Linked DNA regions of Homo sapiens: region 1 is linked to region 2. A link is an interaction called in ENCODE POLR2A ChIA-PET data of the cell type or tissue named here. Cell type or tissue: endothelial cell of umbilical vein. All regions are shown on one strand. Each heading gives the region's core, and the rest is flanking DNA. Links, peaks and the distances in the headings are about the cores only. Region 1 overlaps ADAMTS6 (ADAM metallopeptidase with thrombospondin type 1 motif 6). Region 2 overlaps SREK1IP1 (SREK1 interacting protein 1).

Region 1 (10,936 bases), core at 2,928-7,927, 540 kb before region 2:
TTTGATAGTAGTGTTGGCATTGTTACTGAACAGGATATTAAGGATAATCAAAACCCAATCCTTGTAATCCCTGTTGGTGACCACAAAGAAGGCTTCAAATACTGGCTTATAGCCAATAGATTGATTTAATGACTCTACAAGACCCAATTAGAGATATAGCCCAGTATTTGGGTTTACATGTAAGTGACATTGATTCCTAATATCTTTCCATAGGAAACACAGGGCTGGATTAGAATAGTATTATTAAATGCCCTTCTAAAGCACTGGATATATAATAGGACGTTTGCAGCCTTAGTTCTTAATTTACTTAGGGTAGAATACAGTATGTTTTGACTGGTTCCCAAACTATAAACACAGGAAGTGAAGAAAGAATAGTTCTTCCAATTGCTGTAGAAATCTAAATAGTATGGGATGACAACTTCTGATTTAGAATTTGGGCTGAAATGTAGCTTTAGCATTCCTGCACCTGCACAGTGGAAAGATAAGGCTTTTAATAGTGCTGTGCTCCAACACTCAGCTCTTCTGACTTGGGAAGAATGTTCTGTATTGAATCACTAATATTACTTCCTGCAAAATCTTAGAATTTCCTTAGAGGTCTCTTATTCCAAATGCTGCCTGGACCCAGTACTGGATATTAAAAGGTATACCATAATCACATCTAGAAAAAAATTTTTTTTAAATACTGCATATACTCATCTTGAAGTTTTCCTTCATGGAAATGTGACAAATTTTCAAAGTTAAATTATTTGATTTATAATGTATCTTTCTTAAAGTCCCTTGATGTAGATCATAATATTTAGTAGTATAATAGCAAGAGATGTTGTTTAATAATAAGTAGTGTTTCTAAAGAAGGCTCTTAAAGCCTGACTGGAATATACCATCTTTCTAGATTGTGTTGAAAACATTTATTTAATTTAGAAGAAATGTGAAAAGCAATAATGAACAATATAAGATTTTATTCTTGGAAAAAAATATGATGGCTTCACTTCTTTAACCTTTATGAATGTGGTTAAACATACCCCAATTAGCAAGAAGAAGGCCAAATTTATCCAATTTATCCGGATAATTTAGACTAAAGTAACATGACTGTTATTTAGAATAGTCCAAAATCACTAGATTGGATAACCTTTGAAAATAAAGATTAGAAACTTGTTTGCATCTACATATTTAACTTTTCTAGTTTAAAACGTAAAGTAAAATTCTATCTCTCTGTAAATAGAGCTTTTACAGGTTTGGTAACTTCAGGTAAAAGAAAGAGTAAAAACAGATGGCACAACACTCAGAATCTCATTATTATGTGGTTATAAGATTTATATATTCCAAGTTGCTTTATTTGGTGTAATCTAATTATTCTACTCATTATTTACACACATTAAACTCTTAATTTATATTGATTAATGCAATCAGCTAGAAGAGTCATTCAAATCACTTGATCCACATGAAGTCCCCATGGGCTTCTTAAAGCCCTTTTGTTAATTAAATAAGTTTCTTCTCTTAAAATCATATACTACATTGATGTTTACTACTACCAAAGGAGAAAAGTAGCCATAATTATAAAGAGATCCATTTTTATAAATAACAAAGGAGGAAAACAAAACACGAACACTTCTGCAGAGATCAAAATCAAACAAGTTGTTCCGTAGGTTTTTAACTTTTTTGAAGGTATGTATGCGTTGAACTATTTTAAAAGTTTCCCTAATCTAAACCATATTGGAATCAAGAACTAAAATTAGTTTCCATTTTATAGTTAAGGAAACAAAAGAGAAGAAAGAAAAGTGACTTGCTTTGGATCAAAGATATTGCTAGAACTGAAGTTTGTAACATAAAGTCCTACACAGACCAAAGTTGTTAACTTGTTAGCTAGTTAACTAAGTTGTTAACTAGTATTAAATTAGAGACTACACTCTTGTCAACTGCTAGGTGACTGATACTTATATTACAAATTATTTACCCATTAATGTTTGTTACTTAACTTTCTGATAAAATTACCTATTATGATATAGCTCCATGGAATAGATATAACCAAAGCATGAATTTATGCAGTATAAGGCCTTTTAGCAAACCATTTATGAAATACTACTGTTGTGTAGACTTTAGTGATGAACACTGAGCAGCATTTTACGAAGTGAATATTGTATTTATCATTTACCTAAAGAATGACTTTAGTTCATGTGACTTTTCTCACTGCCCTACATTTTGTGAGCATTCTAGAAATGTGTAATAATATTAATAAATACTTTGGAACCTACATCTTTAAGTATTCTTGTAGCTCTCACAATTCTTTTGTCACCTGACAAATGAAAAAACCTGACTATTTTTTCTCTACAAATCATAGGTATATACAAAGAGGTCTGAAATAACGTGTATCTACAGCTGTGTTTAAAAAAAAAACTCTAGTATTATTTTGTATTTTATGTAGTTATAAAAATCCAGTAAAGCATGTTATTCTTTAATGTCTTCAAATACATAATCATACACCTCCAATGGATTTTTTTTTACCACTAATTTTTTTACGTATTTTAGACAGATAATCCCTTTTCTACTAGTATGTGATCTTGGGCAAGTCAATTCCTTTAGGTTCTGGTGTCCTCATCTGAAAAACTGAAGTGCTTAGGCCTTATGAATTCTGAAGTTCCTTTGAGCTTTAGATTCAACTCTGTGATTATATAAAATAAATGTAAAATCAAGCTTTAATGTTATTTGAAATCAATAATGCTAAGTTTCCAATTTGAAAAAATAGGCATGTTTTAAGATTTGAAGTTTCTGAAAGTGTCAGTTCTCATTAATTGCAGACAGGGAAAAAAAAAAGCAGTTAATTGCTGGCCAGGACTATACTGCTCAGTTATTTGCATAGGAAAACTGGGTGCAAACATAAATATTTTTACACACAGTTACTTGTAGTAAGAAAACCACAAAACTGGAGATTATTTGGCCAGATGTTGTGACTTTTGTATAGGTGCAGATCTGATGCAATTAACATATCACTATAAAAATTGTTCTTCAAGACCAACTAGCTAAGTCGTAAGTTTTCAAGTGGAACATTTTCTCCTTCTCAAGTATACATTATCAGTAACCCTGATCACAGGGTTGATACTATATTATTGGTTTAGCCAGCTGCCTCTTCTTCATCATTCTGAACAGATGATCTTTTTTTCTTCATGATAATTTTTATTGCTCAAAACTCAATAATCTTTCTTAATATCCTGTTTTAATATATATCAGACTTAGGGTCAGATATTCTTCCCTACAGCCAAGGAAATGTTAACTTCCTCTTGCCTAATTTTTTATAGACAAATAATTGCTCAGCACTGCTCTAAAAAGTCCGTTATGCTGTTACAACTAGCACAGCTCATTGATTGTCAATTTGGTACCATCTACTAGGAAACAAATATGAATTTGGTTTCTTTACCCTCCAGTATCTCCAGTTCCTTCCTGCCATGTGATAACCAAAATAGGACACAATTCCTTAATTTAACTACTTATTAATTAATCTAATTAATTTTTGTTGCATACATACTATGTGCCAATTAATTAATCTAATAAATTTTTGTTACATACACACTACATGCCAAGTGCTATTCTAGGCATTCATTGTTTCCAATAAAACGTTTTGTGGTGATGCAAATGTTCTGCATCTGCTCTGTCCAACATAGTAGCCACTAGCTACCTGTGGCTAGTGGGTCTGAGGAACTGAATTCTTCAATTAATTTAAATTTAAATAGCCACAAGTGACTCTTGAGGCTTTTACATTACAAAGAAGTAATTTGATAAGTAAACAGGGCAATTTAAAGTAGTGGTAAGTGGTAAGAGGGAACTAAAGCAGTAGGACAGAATCACTGTTACATGGTCTGGGAGCAGGAAAGGGTATTGAGGTATCATTTTAGAATGAGGATGGTCAAGGAAAGATCTCTCTGTTGAAATGACACTTGACCTGAGACTGAAAGATGAGAAGACAGCAGTAGAAGGAATTGGGAACAAAGCATTACTAGAAGGACCAGTAAATTCAGATGCTCTAAGGAGGAACAAGATTAGTGTATGAAGGTGGAAATCCAATGTGTCTGGAGTAATCTGTGTAAGAGAGAGAATGGGGCTGAGGAAGGAGGCAGGGGCTAGATCACTAAATCTACTGTTGATCAGTGTTATGGAAATAGGAAACCACTGAGTTTTTTTAAGCAAAAAGGTGGCATAATGTGATAGCATGTTTTTAAAAGATCTTTCTAAATGCTCTCTGGAAAATAGATTCTAGGAGAAAAAAGTAGAAGCACAATGATCAGGTAAGAAGCTACTCCATTTGCCAGTTTGATCTAGAGTATAGCGATGAAGAAGGTGAAAAGTAAAAGAATTCCAGGGATATTCTGGAGATAAAACCAACAAAGCTTGGTGATAGAATTAGTATAATAAACTGATCACTTTCTAAGTACCACATCATGATCCCTTTTCATTTTAATATAAGGTTGAATTTTTATTAAACAACCTAACATTGATGACATTTGTTCAACTTTGCTGATAACCATGTTCCTTATTGTTATTCATATAAACAAATGACTTTCATAGTAGCATTATTTTGGTGTGTCAAAGTTTGATAATTTGAAAAATGCATCAACAAAAGTCTACAAATGCTTGGTTTAAAAAAGACTTTCATTTTGCCATATTCTGCAAATAAGATTTATCATGCTAGAGTTATGAGTTGATTTTGTGATGTCTGTGTCTCAATAAATTATTCCTGGCTTTCTACTTAGGTGCAGTATGTGTGGTTTATTACGGAGAGTAGAGCTGAGCAGAATTCCAGTACATATGTTCATGTGGGGGCCATACACATGGCTAGTCAGTGTATACAAGGGTTTTTTTGTACCCAGTCCCTAATGTCTTGGCATTACTTTTATTATGTCTGCAGTGCTCATGTAGATGAAATGCCACAACACATTCTTTTACTATTGTAGCCTCAACCGGCTTTTTTTTTTTTTTTTTTAAGAAAGAGCAATTACCATCATAAAAATTCCTTACTGGGGAACCTTCCATATTGCGTTATCATTCCATGAGTCTAATAATAGTGAAATATAAAGAAAAATTTTAAATAAAATACTAAAATATCTAAAAAAGACTTTGAGGTCTATAGCTAGCTCTATAATGAGAAACACTAAAAGTCAAGAGGAATAGAAACAAGGGAAAAGAAGCAATGTGACTTTTTTTTAGAACTCCCAATACAGGTTAGAGGCTTATAAATCATGGTCTAGCTAAGATAATTCGCAAGTCACATGCACATTCACCAGTGTCTAAACACAGTTAGAGAACTATCTGTCTGTTATCAATTGGGAGAATGCTAATGCCTATAGTTGGTCAGTACCTGACCCTTATGTATTTCTATCCTGATAGCTCTATCTGCCTAAAAGCTAATTCTGTGTTTTCTGTGAAATCTTGCAGTGGTGTTATCAGGGAGATTGTGTTCCTTTTGGCACTTGGCCCCAGAGCATAGATGGGGGCTGGGGTCCCTGGTCACTATGGGGAGAGTGCAGCAGGACCTGCGGGGGAGGCGTCTCCTCATCCCTAAGACACTGTGACAGTCCAGCGTAAGTAGCTAAAGTAAGCCGGAGCCAACAAAAAGACACAGTTGGAAATGATTCAAAGCTGTGGTTTCACATGTTATCTGTAAAAACGTTTCGCTAGTGAGCCAAGTACTTGTCTTCAGAACAAGCCATAGGCACAGGAAAGTGGAGGAGCTTTGTTAGACAGACTTTCTTCTTCTTCCTTTCCCCTTATTGTGTAACCAAAAATAAAATGTAAAAAATAGAAAGTATTGTGTATCTGTCCCAGATAAGCCAGACTTTTAATCTAATAATAATCAGATTTCCTCCTCCAAAAACTACTGAATTATGGATGAATCCAGATCTGGTCTTAGCTACATTACTATTATTCCCAGGAAACCTAAGGTCTTTTCACATGTCACATAAAATTATTACTGCTACATCAGTATTAAAAGGACCAATGAGAGCACTTCAAGGGTTGAAATGCCTTGATTCGCATCACAAATCACAATGAAAAGAATACTGCCCATGTGTTAAAATAGTTTCCATTCATATGCCCCCATTAATCATCTTCCGGAGCTGCCACCACTTTTCTCCCCATGACTGTTTTATGCAGGTCAGACTGCACCTCTTCCACCACTGTTTTCTCCAGCCAGAGTCCCCCTGGCACAAGGCCAGCACCATCAGTATTCTTTGCTAGCTCTGTTGCTTCTCCCTCCTACCAGTGCTCCATGCCCATTACAGGTGAACGGTTCCTCTAGTTGTACTTTCTTGTCCTCCCTGAGACTAAACTGTTCTTTGGCTGCCGCATGTCAAGTGCCCATTTTTGTCTAGAACGCTGGTTGAGGACCTTCTTTCCCAGCTAGTATTTGATGGAGAATGATGTTATGATAACGGCTTTTCCTTTTTTTTTTCTCATTCTGAAATAAAAGATGGTCTATTTTTATTTTTTAGTTTTTCTCCATTTTTAACTCAGGATCCCTCTCTTTGGTTCCTGTCTCCAACTGTCTTTTTTCTTTTCTTTTACTCTTTTTAGCTTGTTTTGCTTTATGTTAGTTCTGTGTTTCCATTCTCCCACTTCCTATCAATTATTCCTCTCTTGCTAAACAGAGCTTCCTGTTACCCATTCATAAACCAGTCATGCTACCACCATCCCCACTATCTTGTTTTTGTCTGACCAACCCATTTCTCTCAAGCTGGTTCAAGCTGAGCCATTTCCCTTCCTTACTTAGAGTCAGCATTCACTGGCATTCAAAATATATTCAAAATGTAGCTTTAATGATCCCATTGATACCAGTGAGCCAAAATTATAATTTAGACTTGATCTTTTTAAAAAAATTACAGAATAACTAACGTAAGTTCAACTGAAAGCTGCTATAAATTAATCAAAGTATAAAAAACCCTGTGATAAATAATATACCCAGATACTTAAGGGAAAAAACTGGACCTCTTTTAAAAGAAGAAATTAGTTGTTTTTATCACTCAATGGTAGTATGCCCAAATAATAGCAATGGTTTTCCCTAATGTTAAATCCTTTAAAGATTAACTTATATTAGTCAAATATTTGACGTCTTACTGTTTCATTAATTTTGGTGAAATATAAAATATTTAGTATTTATATAATGCAAAGCCATCTGATTTTTAGATTTAAATTTTTAAACTTCATGGACTATTTTGAAATAAGATGGAAATTTGTTTTTGCATTATTCACTTTGAATGAAAGCTATTTCCAAGGAGTTATTTCATGTCTCCTTGCTTCCTGTCTGGAGTAAAAACAAACTTTCCATTTCCTAGTTGGTGAACATATAGCATCAGATTATGGATTTTGTTGAATATGATTTAAATGGCTTTTCATTATAAATAAGTGATTTTTACTATGATAATTAGAAAATATATTGATTCAATTGATTTTCTTGAGAATGTAAATCATGACAATTAAGAATCTTATAAATTACTAGTAAATTAATACAAAATTAATAGTACTATTAATAAAATTAATAATAAACTGCCTTAATTTTTATGTTCAACAACCATAATTATTGCTAACAATCACCAGCATGATTACTTTAATAATTAAAACATGTCAAATGATATATTTTTTGAAAGTAAACTTTAGTATGTTTTCATCAAGTAATATATATACTCTTTGTATGGACAGATGTATTAGTATTCACATTTTAAACACAATGTTTTTTCAGACCTTCAGGAGGTGGAAAATATTGCCTTGGGGAAAGGAAACGGTATCGCTCCTGTAACACAGATGTAAGTAAAACCAAACTCTGTTATGAAAAATTAGCTTACTCTTTCCCTAGAGTAGGGAAATTTTTTTAATTTTAAACTATTTGATAAGAAATACATGTGTGTGAAGGTCACATTAATTTTCTAAATTGTTAATAATGAATGGAGCTGGCCTCAGCTCCATCAATTCCATTAATAAGGGTCAAGGGGGAGCTCCAGTACTGGGAACAAGTATATTCTTCCCCAACAGATATCAAGAGAGGCACACACACCCTGAACTGCCCTGCCCCACACACTCACAACTTCAACACCACTATCTTTCTTGACTCCACAGAATTAATCTTATTATGCCCTTTATTCCATTTTATGTTTGCCACTGCAAGAAGCCCCAGACTCCTACATTATCCCTCATCCAATAGATAAGATGCTGTATATTTCCTCCTCTGTTCTGTTTTGTATCCCTGCCCAACTACTGAAACTTCTTCTGTACTTTCAGGAATTCAAAACCCCTAATACTCACTTCTCTGAATTTTCCTTCCTTTCACCTTCTTACTTTAATGGAAACTAGCTCTTCCTCTGAAGATATTGCTTCTCCTATAGTCTTCAAACTGGGTAGGCTTTTGTTTTCTCTCTTAGCCCTTGAATGACTGAGCCTCAAAGTGGATTGACAATGTTTATATCTCATTACTCCTCCAGATCACTCTTCCTCCCCCTATCTAAAAACCACAGCTTTTAATTAATGTCATTAGACTGTTAACATTTTCATGCTTTCCACCTCTACTACTGTCTTAATTCTTGGTGATTTTATAAATATGCAGATGATTGTTCACTTCTGAATTTTTTTCATAAACATACAAACATTCTCCTATCTGTAAACAAACAAACCAAAAAACCATGCTAGTTATTTTCCCATTGCCTTGTTTCCCATTGAAACAAAATTTCTCAAAAGACTTGTCTGTACTTACTGAATCCATTTCCTCTCTTCACATTATTTTTTCTAGAATTGCTCCTATCAGGTTTTTGCCTTGATCATTCTATGGAAATACTCTTGTTAAGTCACAGGTGATTTCCATGCTGTTAAATCTAATAGTCAATTCTAAGTCTTCAGCTTACTACTTCACTTTCAATAGGCTTCCGGGAAACTACAACATTTTAGTTGTTCTTTTACATTAATGCTTACTCCTCTTCCTCCTTCATTGGCTCCTACTCTTTTTGTTTGTTTGTTTGTTTGTTTGTTTGTTTGTTTGAGACAGAGCCTTGTTCTGTTGGCCAGGCCAGGCTGGAGTGCAGTGGCGCCATCTTGGCTCACTGTAACCTCTGTCTCCTGGATTCAAGCAATTCTCCTGCCTTGGCCTCCCGAGTAGCTGTATTACAGGTGTGTGCCACCACACCTGGCTAATTTTATATATATATATATATACACTTTTTAGTAGAGACTGGGGTTTCACCACATTGGCCAGACTGGTCTCGAACTCCTGACCTCAGGTGATCCACCCGCCTCGGCCTCCCAAAGTGCTGGGATTACAGGTGTGAGCCATCATGCCCGGCCAGCTCCTACTACTCTTTACTCTGACCTCAATGTTAGAGTACCCAAGAGTTAGTCAGTGGCCTGTGTCTCTGCTCTACCAATACTCCTTTCTTTGGTGATCTTATCTGGTTCCATTGCTTTTGTACCATTTATTTGCCATTTGACCCAAAATTTATATCTTCAGCCTGTACTTCTTTCATGAATTCCAGGTTCATATCTTATATTTAAATAGACTTTTAATGGACATCTAATGTTTAACATGTCCAACTGTTATCCCCAAAACATTTTCTCTACTCGTTCTTCCAGCAGTTTTTCCCATCTCAGATGTAACTCCATTTGGCTTACACCAAAAATCCTGGAGTCTTTCTTGACACCTTTTTCTGTCTCATAGCTTATATCCAATTCCTCAGGAAATCCCATTAGTTTTGCCTTCAAAGTATATGGTAGGTGCTGCCTAACTTCACTACTGCTGCTCTGGTCTAAGTTACCATTATCTTTCACAGGATTACTCTAATAGCCTTTTATGAGGATTCCCCTTTGCTATCCAGTCCTCGATATAGGAGGCAGAGTGAATCAGATTATCTTTTACTCAAAACCCCTCAATGGCTCCCCATTTTACTTAAATCCAAAGTCGTTACAATGGCCTGCAAGGTCTACACAATCTGGCTTTCATTACTTCTCTGAACTCATCTCTTACTATTTTCTTTCTCGTTATCTCTGCTCCAGCAACATAGGTCCCCTTCCTTAAACATGCCTGACATGCTCCTACCTTCGGGCTTTTGCAGTGACTATTCCCTTTGCCTTGTGTACTCTTCTCCCAAAATATCTGTGTGGTTAACTCTCTCGCCTCACCTTTACTCAACTGTCACCTTTTCAATGAGACCATTCTGAGTACTGAACTTAAAATTGCAACCCTCTCCACTCCCTACAACTCTAGGACTCCTAATCTTCCTTACCCTACTCTATTTTCTGCCCTTCTATCACCTATATAGTTGATTTGTCATATTTAATTCTATTAAAATTGTATTTTGGAGTATTTTGGAATAATTACATGTAGCTTCAATTATGATGATCTTTTAGAGTTACCAGTATTATTTATTCATTTGTTTAAAAAATAATTGAATGCCTATTGTATATTAGACCATGCTTGGGTGAGAAAGACAATCTCTGCCCTCAAAGAGCTTATAAATTTATTGGGAAATCACTTAGGTACAGACAATTATAATACAGAGTGGTAAGTGATATGATGGGATTCAGTATGGGATGCTATAGAAGTGCATAGAATGGCACCTAACCTAATTAGGGACTTAAGGACTTTGTCCCACAGGAAGCTAGAGACATGAAGGGCAAATCTAAGGAGACCAGAAAAAAGTGAAAATGAGAGCATCTTAGAAGGAAAATTAAGTGCAAGGCCTAGAGGCTAAGAAGTGTGATCTTTATCTTGGGACATTTGAAACCATTGAAAGAGCCTCAGATTGATGCTTTAGATGAGAATGGATTGGTGAAAGACAAGATTACAACAGAACAATAAATCAAGAAAAACGTAAGGATATTGGTAAGAATGATTGAAGTGCTGAGCCATGGGCTCTGCGCTAGGAATAACAGTGGAGTCCAAAGAGGGCTAACAGGGAATAAATTAAGGACCTAA
Region 2 (10,936 bases), core at 4,955-9,954:
TTCCAGCAGGCCATTTGAGAAACCGACAAGCCAAGCAAGACCTTATCTCTAAAAATAAAAATAAAAAAAATTGACAAGCCAATTCTAAAGTACTTGTGGAAATGTAAAGAACCTAGAAAAGCCAAAACACTTTCAAAAGGATTAGTAAAATTAAAAAACTAACACAACCTCATTTCAAGATTTATTGTAAAGCCACAGGTAATCATGAAAGTGTAGTATCGATGTAAAGATAGATCAATGGAACAGAATAGACCCATACATATGTGACAATTGATTTTTTAATCGAAATTTTTATTTTGAGAATATTGTAGATTAACATGTAGCTGTAAGAAATCACATAGAGACCCTTTTGTCCCTTACCTGGTTTCCCTCAATGGTAACATCTTCGAAAACTACAGTTTCAAAGCAGGATAATGTCTTTGATACAGTCTACACAGAACATTTCCATCACCACAACGACCATTCATACTGTCTTTTGATACCTACATCCACTTTTCTCTTGCCCTCACCACGTTCCTAAGCCCTATAAACCAAAACTTTGCTCTCTATTTTTATAATATTGTCATTTCAATAATGTTTTGTAAATAGAATCTTACAGTATGTAACCCTTCTGATGAGCTTTTTTCACTAATTATAATTCTCTACAGACTGACTAATTCGTTATTTTTTATTTCTGAATAGTAGTGTATGTTATGGATATACTACTGTTTGTTTAAGTATTAAGTATTTATCCACTGGATTGTCAGTTTGGGGTTATTATTAATAAAACTGCTATAAACAGGATTTGGGTGAACGTAAGTCTTTATTTCTATGAGACATATGCCCCACAGTAAAATTGCTGGGTTGTTATGGTAGTTGTATATTTTGTTTCCTAATAAACTGTCAAACTCTACAGTGGCTATACCATTTTACGTCCCTACGAGAAGCGTGTGAGTGACTAGCATTTGGTGTTGTCACCAGCATTTTTGTGCTTAGCATTCTAACATGTGTAGTTATAGCCCATTGTTGCTTTATTTACATTTTCCTAATGGCTAATGATGTTATACATCTTTTCATTACTGTTGAATGTTGAGTTCTGAACATACATATATGTGTGTGTGTATATATATGTGGGTACATGTGTATATTTTGTATGTTCTTTATACATGTTGATATTCTTTATACCATTCTAGACACTAGTCCTTTGTCAGATACCTGTTTTGAAAATAGTTACTCCCAGTATGGCATTTGTCTTTTTTATCCTCTTACCAGGTCTTTCACAAAGCAGTAGTTTTTAATTTTGATGAAGTCCAATTGATCAGTTTTCCTTTTATAGACTGTGCTTTTGGTGTCAAATATAAGAACCTTTGCCTATGCATAGATCTGAAAAATGCTCTTTTTTTTTTCTAAAAGTTTTGTGGTTTTAATTTTACATTTAAGTCCATGATAAATTTTGAGTTGATTTTTATGTAAGCAGTGAGGCTTGATCTATTTTGCCTATGGGTGTTCAGTTGTTCCAACACCATTTCTTAAAAAGTGTCTTTCCTGCATTAAATTGCTTTGCTTTTTTTTTTTTTTCCCCAAAAAATCAGTTGGTTCTATTTGTGTGTGCTTGTTTCTGGATTCTCTGTGCTGTTTCATTGATTAATGTGTCTTTGCCTCCACTAATACCACATAGTCTTTATTCATATAGCTATAAAATAAGTCTTGAATGGGGATACTAATTCTTCCCACTTTATTCTTCATCAAAATTGTTCAAGCTATTTTAGTTCCTTTTCATTTCCGTAAAAATTTTAAACTTATGACTATATTTACAGAAAGCTTTGCTAGGATTTTGAATAGGAATTGCATTAAATGTGTATATCAGTTTGGGGAGAATGGACGTCATTACTTTGTTGAGTCTTCTGATCCATTAACATGGTATGTCTCTTTATTTAGAACTTCTTGGATTTCTTTCATCAGCACTGTGTAGTTTTCAGCATATAAGTCCTATACATCTTTTATATACTTTTTTGGAAAATTATAAATGATACTGTATCTTTAATTTTGTTCTCTGCATGTTCGTTGCTAATAAAAATAAATTGATTTTTGTATGTTTATTTTTTCTTCTTGCTGAGCTGATTCTGGATTTTTGTAGACTCCTTGGGAATATCTGTGTAAATTGTCAGGTCATTTGCAAATACGAACCTGAGCTGATAGAGTGTTTTGTTATTTCCAAGTATTTCATGTAATTGAAATAGGTGAGCTTCAAAAATCATTTATTCATTCTGCTTGAATAGTATAGAATCTCTCCCAGCATTTCATCACTTGCATTGTTTTAGTACTTCTCTCATAATGGAGAGAAGTTTTTCAGGACAAATGGCATTGACCAGTTTTCTAAAAAGCTGTTGGCATAACTGACAAAATCGTGGATACTAGAAATAGAGATAAGTAGCCTATAGCACTGATTTGTACAATTTCTGAGTCTCCAGATGTACATTGTCATTGGATGTGACTTTTTAAAAAATGCCTTATTTCCCCCATCCTGTTTTCTTCACTTTGCCTTTAATCATTTTTTCCAACTTAGTATGCCAACCATTGACACCTTAGCTGATAGCATGCAAGAAAGAGGTGGCCAGCACCACAACCAGAAAGGAAGAGAGAGAACTGAGAGCTGGAAGGCATTAAAAATAGTTCTTGGAATTTCAAGACTGCTTTCCTTCTTAATACATTTTATCTTTGGTCTGGCCATTATTTTTTTCCTTAATTACATTTTTAGTTCTCTAAACTACATACTTCTCACTGATTGTCTTTAATAACTCACATTTTTTATATGTTCAAGACATCATCAACATATTGTCTTAGCAAAATGCCCTTTTGAGGCTCCTGTCATTTGGCTTTCCTGCTTCTTCCCATTTTTATTGTCGTCCTATATCTAGTTCAGGCCATTCCTCACAATTATTTTAAGATTCCTGTCCTCTTTTTTTTTTTTTTTTTGAGACAAGGGCCCACTCTGTTGTCTAGGCTGGAGTTCAGTAATGCAATCATGGCTTCTGGAATCACTGCAGCCTCAAACTCCTGGGCCCAAGCAGTCCTCCGCCTCAGCCTCCAGTGTAGCTGAGACTACAGGCATGTGCCACCATGCCTGGCTAATTTTTTTTTTCTTTTATAAAGACATGATGTCACTATGTTGACCAGGCTGGTTTCGAACTCTGAGTCTTATGCGATCCTCCAGCCTCAAACTCTCAATTGTCTTATTTTTCATCTCAAGTCCTCTCATTGTTCTTAGAGACATTCTTAGATGACCTGTGAATGACCTGACAACACCCTAACTCATCTTCTCCACCTTATCATTGAAAATGATCTTTTCTGTCTCTTCACCTTAGCCACACATTTCCATGATTGCACCCTGGACCTTGTTCTCAGCCTCCAAAATTAATGGCATACACTGTACGCTTTTTACTCCAAGTTCTTATCTTTCCAGTTTATTTAATGTAAAGACCCTCAGGCTATTGACCCACCACTTTCATTCAGTTAGTCTTCCCCTTATCTAGCTTAGATTCCATCATAGTTATCACCATTATTCTTTTGCAAATATCTGTAACTGCCTTACTCCTTTCTTTATCTTTTACCCTTATCTAGCAAAACCCCAAATATGGATGAACCTCTTTGCCTTCTCTATGCTGATCCCCTTACAGCAGTGCAAAGGTGAAGAGGCAGACTGGTGTTTCTATAAATTCATGATCCCTAATCTCAGCTTGCATTTATTTTTGCAAGTTCACTCCACATACTTATTTTATACCTTTCCCACTTCTCCCTTCCTCCTTCGGCTAATGACTCCCTCTTTCATTGACAAAATAGAAGACACCAAATGAGAGCATCTTAGCTTCCAATTACTGAATCCACAAATTTGCATATATATATATCCATCTTTCTTTTCTTTCCTTCAGTTAAAATGGAAGGACTGTCCTTCCTTTCGAAGGCATGTCCTACCATAATTGCTATGAATTCTTTTCTTCAAGAATTTTATTCCTTCAGTTATCCCCTCTCTGCGTCATCATTTCAATCAGCATCAATTTTTTTTCGTTTTTCCCATTGTTCTTCCCTAGATCCTTTGCATCCCTGTAGCTAACATTCCATTTCTCTGCTGCTTTCTAGCTAAACTTCTCATCAAAGTTATTTATTCTTACTTTCTCTACCTTTTTATTTCCATTTGTTTTTCAGTCCACTTGTCAAGGTCTTTAAATACTTTTTGCCAAATTTATTTGGCGTTTTTATATCCACATTCTACTTGGCCTTTAGGTACTATTTGATAGGTAGCCCCTCTCTTCAACATTCCTACTTCTTGGTTCTGGTATTCTTCCAACCCCGTGGCCCTTCTTTGTCAGTCTTTTTGACAGCTCTTCTTCTTGCTCTTCTCAGCCCGTAAATGTTGGAGTTCCTCAAGATGCAGATAATCTTCCTGGGCTTTACTCCCTGTATTTTTTTCTCATCATTCTCTTACTAAATGATTTTATTTATTCCCCATAGTTTTAAATACTATCTATAAGCTGATCAGTGTGTGTGTCCAGACTAATCTCTAAACTTCAGAATCACATACCAAACTACCTACTTCAGTTACCTACTTGGATGTCAAACAGGTCTTTTAGATCTCAAATGTCTAAAATTGAAATCTTTACTTCCCACCCACAATTGTCCTTCAGGCTCCTACCCACTTCCCACCAATCCACATTTTAATCAGTGGCACTGCTAAAAACCTGGTGGTCATCCTTGATTCCTTTCGTTCCATCATCCTTCGCACACACATATCACCTCAGGACACCATCTCTGGCCTGCACTACTCCAGTTACTTTATTATTCCCCTGCCTTTTCCCCTTAGCCCTTTCCAATTCATTTACCTTGTAAGTCTGCCGATCACACAGTCCGTCTCACTTAGAATGTAAAATCCTTACTGTTGCCTTCATGGTCTTGAATAAGCAAGTTCCTGCTTACCTCTCTGGCCTCTCATTTCATGGTATTCTACATGTATTTATGATATTGTTCATCTGTTCTCATTCATGTTCATTCTTATTCATAGTTGCCCCTCCCCTTCTATCCGCAACAACCTCTTCTTAGTTTCTAGAACGCACCAAACTCTTTTTGCCTTGGAGCTTTGGCACTAATTTCCTCTTCCTGACATGCACTACCCTTGCTGTTCACTTAGAATGCTATCTTTGCCTGTTAATTTTCTTTCTCACCACTTAACTATAAGTTCCCTGTGGGCAAGGATCATGCACAGCAAAGACCCAGTACATAGCACAGTACTTGACACATAAGCATTTAGTAAATATTTGTTGAATAAATGAAAGCGTGGTCAATAAAAATCTCCTAGGATTTTATGAGACAAACTGATGTCTATTCTTTACCTTGCCAAATAACCCCAAGGCTTCCTCCCGAGTAGCTGGGAGTACAGGCTCCTGCCGCCACGCCTGGCTAATTTTTTGTATTTTTAGTAGAAATGGGGTTTCACCATGTTGTCCAGCCTAGTCTCGAATTTCTGACCTCATGATCCACCCGCCTCGCCTCCCAAAGTGCTGGGATTACAGGCATGAGCCACCGCGCCCAGCCTGCTTTTTCTTTAAATATACACAAGTTCTGTCACCCAGAAATACTTCTTATATGTACAAAGATTTCCATTGCTTATTGTTTCTAACAATGAAAGTAGAAATTGATAAAATATGGTTAATGGGAACACTTCTGTGTTTAATAATGATATATATTTAATGACAAAGATAAATATCTGCTATGTTAAGTGAAAAAAAAGCTGCAAAATATATGTGACAGTACATTTTTCAAAGGCAAAAAATACTTGGAACTTATATGCAACTATGTGTGTATGAGTAAATGTGTGTGTATTTGGTTTTATATAAAGAATGCCTACAAGAATACACACCAAATAGTGTATTTAAAAAACAAGTTAGAGAATAATACATATTGCATGATCCTAATTTTGTTGCAAAATAAAATTTTAAAACTGTGCACTGTTGTAGTGTTCTGCTTTTTAAGGGCCAAACAATACCCATCAAACCACTGGCCTTGATTTCCTATGGGAATTAGAGGTGGGGTACTTGCATTTTTTTACTTGATGGACTTAGTATTTGAAATGTTTATAAAAAACATTTAATACTTTTATGAGTTTTTTAATGGATAAAGATAATTAAGAAAGGGGAAAATTATTACAAAAATTATCCTAACCAGTGAAATTCACCAACAGCTAAAATTTTAACATATATACATGCCATATTAATATATAGAATCATATATTAACCAGATTTTTTTCTTCTCACCTCTCCCCCACAGGAATAAATGAAGAAGAGGAAAAGAAGAAAGAAAAAAGCAAAGAAAAAATCAAATTGAAAAAAAAAAGGAAAAGGTATTTTTTGAACAACATTTTAAAAAACAAAGCAGGCCTATGAGTTTAGGATGGATTATAAAATTTTATTTTTTGTGTATAATAGTTAATTTAATATTTTTTCTTCAACAACTAAGCTTTTCATTGAGCTTAAGTTTAAACTCTTAATATATATTTTGTCTTCATATACATGAAATTGACTAAAATATTTGTATTCTTGTAATATTACCATGGCTAATAAATTAACTTATTAATAGAATTTAATAGAACTTGTCATGCTGTCCAGGTGCGATGGCTCATGCCTATAATCCCAGCACTTTGAGAGGTCAAGGCAGGAGAATGGCTTGAGCCCAGAAGTTTGAGACAGGCTTGGGCAACATAGGGAGACCTCATCTCTGCAAAAAGTAAAAGAAAAATTATCCAAGTGTGGTGGCATGTACCTGTGTTCCCAGCTATGTGGAAGGCTGAGGTGAGAGGATTGCTTGAGCCCAGGAGACATGATCACACCACTGTACTCCAGCCTGGGCAACACAGCAAGACCCTATCTGCCCCCCGCCCACCAAAAAAAAAAAAATATATATATATATATATATATATGTAATTATATGCACATACACACACCTTTGTATTTATATGTATTTAGCCTGACAGTTTCATATATATATATATATATGGTGGCTGATGAGGGTTGTGAAAGACCTGAAGGAATTTTTAGCATCACAACTTCCTTCCAGTCTTCGGCCACCTGTGCATTTTTACTATTAACTCTTTTAAAAACTAACTGGTTAAAGAAGTTATTGAAAGTAGTAAGTGGCCACTTCTCTTGTTAATGCGTGCAGTTTCATTCATACTAGCATAAATTTGCACATACAGGCATTTTTTAAAAGCACTTAACCATAATTATTTCTAGTTTAGACCCAGTTCTCATACAGAATAGGTTGTAGAAACCAGGGGCTGCCACTTTGTAGTTTTTATAGAGCATTTAATACATGTATTTTAATATTTCAGGTATCTTATAAATTGGAAAAGTAGCCCACTTTCAAGCGTTAGGAGTTAACTAATAATCTTTAATATAAAAACAAATAGGAATTTAGAGCTCAGGGTTTTCTGTTAATGTATTATTAAATCATTTATTCTAGCACAGGAAGATGGATTGCTCACAGGAAATGATATCTGATAGTCTTCCAAATTCTAATACAGATAGTTCCCAATTTATGTGGTTTGATATGATCTTTCAACTTTATGATGGTGCAGTAGAAATGTACTTCAAGTACCCATACAACCATTCTATTTTTCACTTTCAGGACAGTATTCAATAAATTACATGAGATATTCAATGCTTTATTATAAAATAGGCTTTGTGTTAGATGATTTTGCCCAACTAGAGGCTAATGTAAGTGTTCTGAGCATATTTAAGGGCAGCCACGTTAAGCTATGATGTTCAGTAGGTTAGCTGTATTTTGTGTATTTTCAGCTTCAGATAGATTTATCAAGGCGTAACTCCATCATAAGTTGAAGTACATCTGTATATTTCTTTTTTTTTTTTTTTTTTGAGACAGAGTCTCGCTCTGTTGCCCAGGCTGGAGTCCAGTGGCACAGTCTCAGCTCACTTCAAGCTCCGCCTCCCGGGTTCACTCCATTCTCCTGCCTCAGCCTCCCCAGTAGCTGGGACTACAGGTGCCCACCACCATGCCCGACTAATTTTTTTGTATTTTTAGTACAGACAGGGTTTCACCGTGTTAGCCAGGATGGTCTCAATCTCCTGACCTTGTGATCCGCCTGCCTCAGCCTCCCAAATATTTTTTATAGTAACAGATTATTTATTTGGGCCTCTTTACCTTGAGCATCACAAACCTGAAATTAAATTAACTTTTCTGTGCACACTTAGCAGAGATAGTGCCCCCTGAAAGTGTTGCTATGCCACAGCCTGAAATTTTGCCTTAAAAAGGAGACTTCAGGCCAGGCACGGTGGCTCACTCCTATAATCCCAGCACTTTGGGAGGCTAAGGTGGGTCGATCACCTGAGGTCTGGAGTTTGAGACCAGCCTGGCCAACACAGTGAAACCCCATCTCTACTAAAAATACAAAAAAAATTAGCTGGTGGATTACAGGTGGGTACCTGTAATCCCAGCTACTTGGGAGGCTGAGGCAGGAGAATTGCTTGAACTCGGGGGAGCGGAGGTTGCAGTGAGCCGAGATCACGCCATTGCACTCCAGCCTGGGCAACAAGAGTGAAACTCTGTCTCAGAAAAAAAAAAAAAAAAAAGAAACAAACAAAAAAAAAAACTTCAGGACCAAAAAGCTAAAGAAAAAAGTGCAGGCAGGGAAGAAGCTTTAGTCAGAATCCAGAGGTCAAGTCAAACAGGGTCTTTAAAAGAGGAAAATAGACAAGATTTGAGAATAACAACTGAAGAGGCAAGGGTGCAGGAGAATACATGAGAAAATAAGCTTTAACAGATGATTGGAAGTCTAAGTAAGTAGACAAACAAGGAGGAAAAAGGAACACAACATTACAAAAATAAGGGAAAACTCGGAGTCACTAAAGGAGGAAGGCAGTCAAGGAATTCACACACTATACAGACACAAAATAGCCTTGGAGCCCTGTAGTCTCCTGAATTTACATTGGCACCTCCTTTATATCCGTCTCAGATTTTCTTAGTTTGAGTTTTAACTCCTAATATTTAGATCACTAAACTAACTCTTTAGATACCTTTGTTTACATTTTAAATTAACTCAGTTTCTGTCTTGTCACTCATATTTTGAGTTTGAGTATAGGTAGAATGTTGCACATCTCTTTAAGTAAGATCTTAAAAGATAGGGTTTTCTGTTTTTTTCTTTTTCTTTTCCTTTTTTTTATGAATATTAGAGGAAGGAATTGAACCAATTTTTTCAATTTAGTATTAGAGTAATATTTTTCAAAAGCACAATGATAACCCATCCTTTTTCATTTATATATAGCATAAAAGCATCCTTTTGTAACTAATGAAAATTATTTTGTAATGCAAGTATTCATCTGTATCACTCTCCGTCTAGAGGGATCAAGTACTTGAAAAATCAGAAGAATTACCAAAAGTGCTTTTATTTTGCTAACTTTCAGCTTTCATTCATTCATATGAACGTACAATTATAGCCCTTTAAAATAGAGAATTGCAACTTTTGAGACACTTTTAAGAAAATATGCGAAGTTATTGTATACACAAGTGAATATAATAAGGCTTGGTGAATGCCCCTTTGTTTGCCTTTTAGGATTTTGAATGATATGACTGCATGAAAAACCAAAAATCACAGAAAAATAATTTCATCCTTATTGACTTTAAAACTCATTACATTAGTATTGAGTGGAATAGATACTAGTTTTGTTGGTTTCTGTGACCAAGCAGCAAAAATTCTAAATTCATCGTTTTAAGGGAATGCAAATATATGAAGCATTTTTTAAGTTTATGTTTATACTCCCTACCTTACTCCAAGAAGAATTTAAGGCAGTTCAAATCCCACTTAAATTTATCTATCAGTCATAAATGCAATTCTCAGTCAGTATGTATTATTATCCATAGGTCTTACTCATCCAGTTCCACTGAAGAGGACACTTCAAAACAAAAGAAACAAAAATATCAGAAGAAAGAAAAGAAAAAAGAAAAAAAGAGTAAATCAAAAAAAGGGAAACATCACAAAAAGGAAAAAAAGAAGAGAAAAAAGGAAAAGCATTCTTCTACACCTAATAGTTCTGAATTCTCCAGAAAGTAACTGAGACTTTGGCTTAAGCCGTTAAATTTAAAAATTTGTTTTTAAAACGTGTTTGCCCTTCCTTGGAATTTGCTATATATTATGCTTTGCAATAAATCACAGCCTTTTCCATATAGACATTTTTCGTATTTGGGACCATTATCCCTCTGGCAATATATTTTTAATGTGCTGTAACTGTAAAGTATTAAATCAGTCTTGTTACTTGATAGCCATGCCCCAAGTATAGCTATTTGTGTATACTAAACACATCATTTTTGGTATTTGTGTCTCTGTGTGTTTGGCTAGTGTTACTACTTCATAAGTTCATTGTAAAATGGCTTTACTGCCATCAACATGGGTCATCTACCTAGCAGTTAATGAGTATTGCTGGATCAGGTGTCCACCTTCCAATGATGAAGCAAGGTAAGGGGTAATGTTTTGCTCTTGACACAGAGAAATTTAATAGCTTTATGTACTAAAATATAATATCTTTTAAAGATAGTGAAATTCTTCAGTTTTTTAAATCTCTAGGGATTTTTTTTCAATGTTGTAGAAGATGCAGCTGCTTAATGGTCTTGACTAGGACTTTTTAAATGAATGGTGTCTGCAGGTAGATGATCATGAAAATATCTCTAACAAAGTTTTACTCTTCTATGAAATGCAGAATTTCTAGTACCTGCCTCCTTTGTTTTTGTAATAATTAAAATACTTCTTGTATAAAGAGATTAGTTCAGCCTGTTAGTAAGTCTGCAGAGATGATGCTGAGTTGGTTGTGATTTTTAGAATAGACTCCTGGGTTGTTTTACAAATGTGCCATATTGGCATGTCTTACAGTGATACCTCAAACACAGAAATTTTTATTTA

Evidence for each region. ChIA-PET counts read pairs that join two places held together with the same protein. Peaks named below come from ENCODE experiments on the same cell type or tissue, not always from the same donor. Only the 100,000 strongest peaks of a DNase experiment are listed, where the experiment ranks them.
Region 1: POLR2A ChIA-PET joins it to region 2 with 5 read pairs; 2 of 35 experiments call an interaction of 5 or more read pairs at or near these places.

The regions. Positions count from the first base shown.
Region 1 is chr5:65,257,448-65,268,383 of GRCh38, reverse strand. It overlaps ADAMTS6 (ADAM metallopeptidase with thrombospondin type 1 motif 6), which reads left to right. Exons shown (of 25, transcript NM_197941.4): 13 at 5,422-5,567; 14 at 7,721-7,784. Among named protein-coding and RNA genes, the nearest start is that of ADAMTS6, 220 kb to the left of the region's middle. In endothelial cell of umbilical vein, for the core only: no CTCF peak of the experiment used is centred there; DNase peaks (open chromatin) are centred at 5,633 and 6,013; H3K27ac peaks cover 1,644 bases.
Region 2 is chr5:64,723,541-64,734,476 of GRCh38, reverse strand. It overlaps SREK1IP1 (SREK1 interacting protein 1), which reads left to right. Exons shown (of 5, transcript NM_173829.4): 4 at 6,298-6,370; 5 at 9,904-10,936. The coding sequence ends at 10,093. Among named protein-coding and RNA genes, the nearest start is that of SHISAL2B, 39 kb to the right of the region's middle. In endothelial cell of umbilical vein, for the core only: no CTCF peak of the experiment used is centred there; no DNase peak of the experiment used is centred there.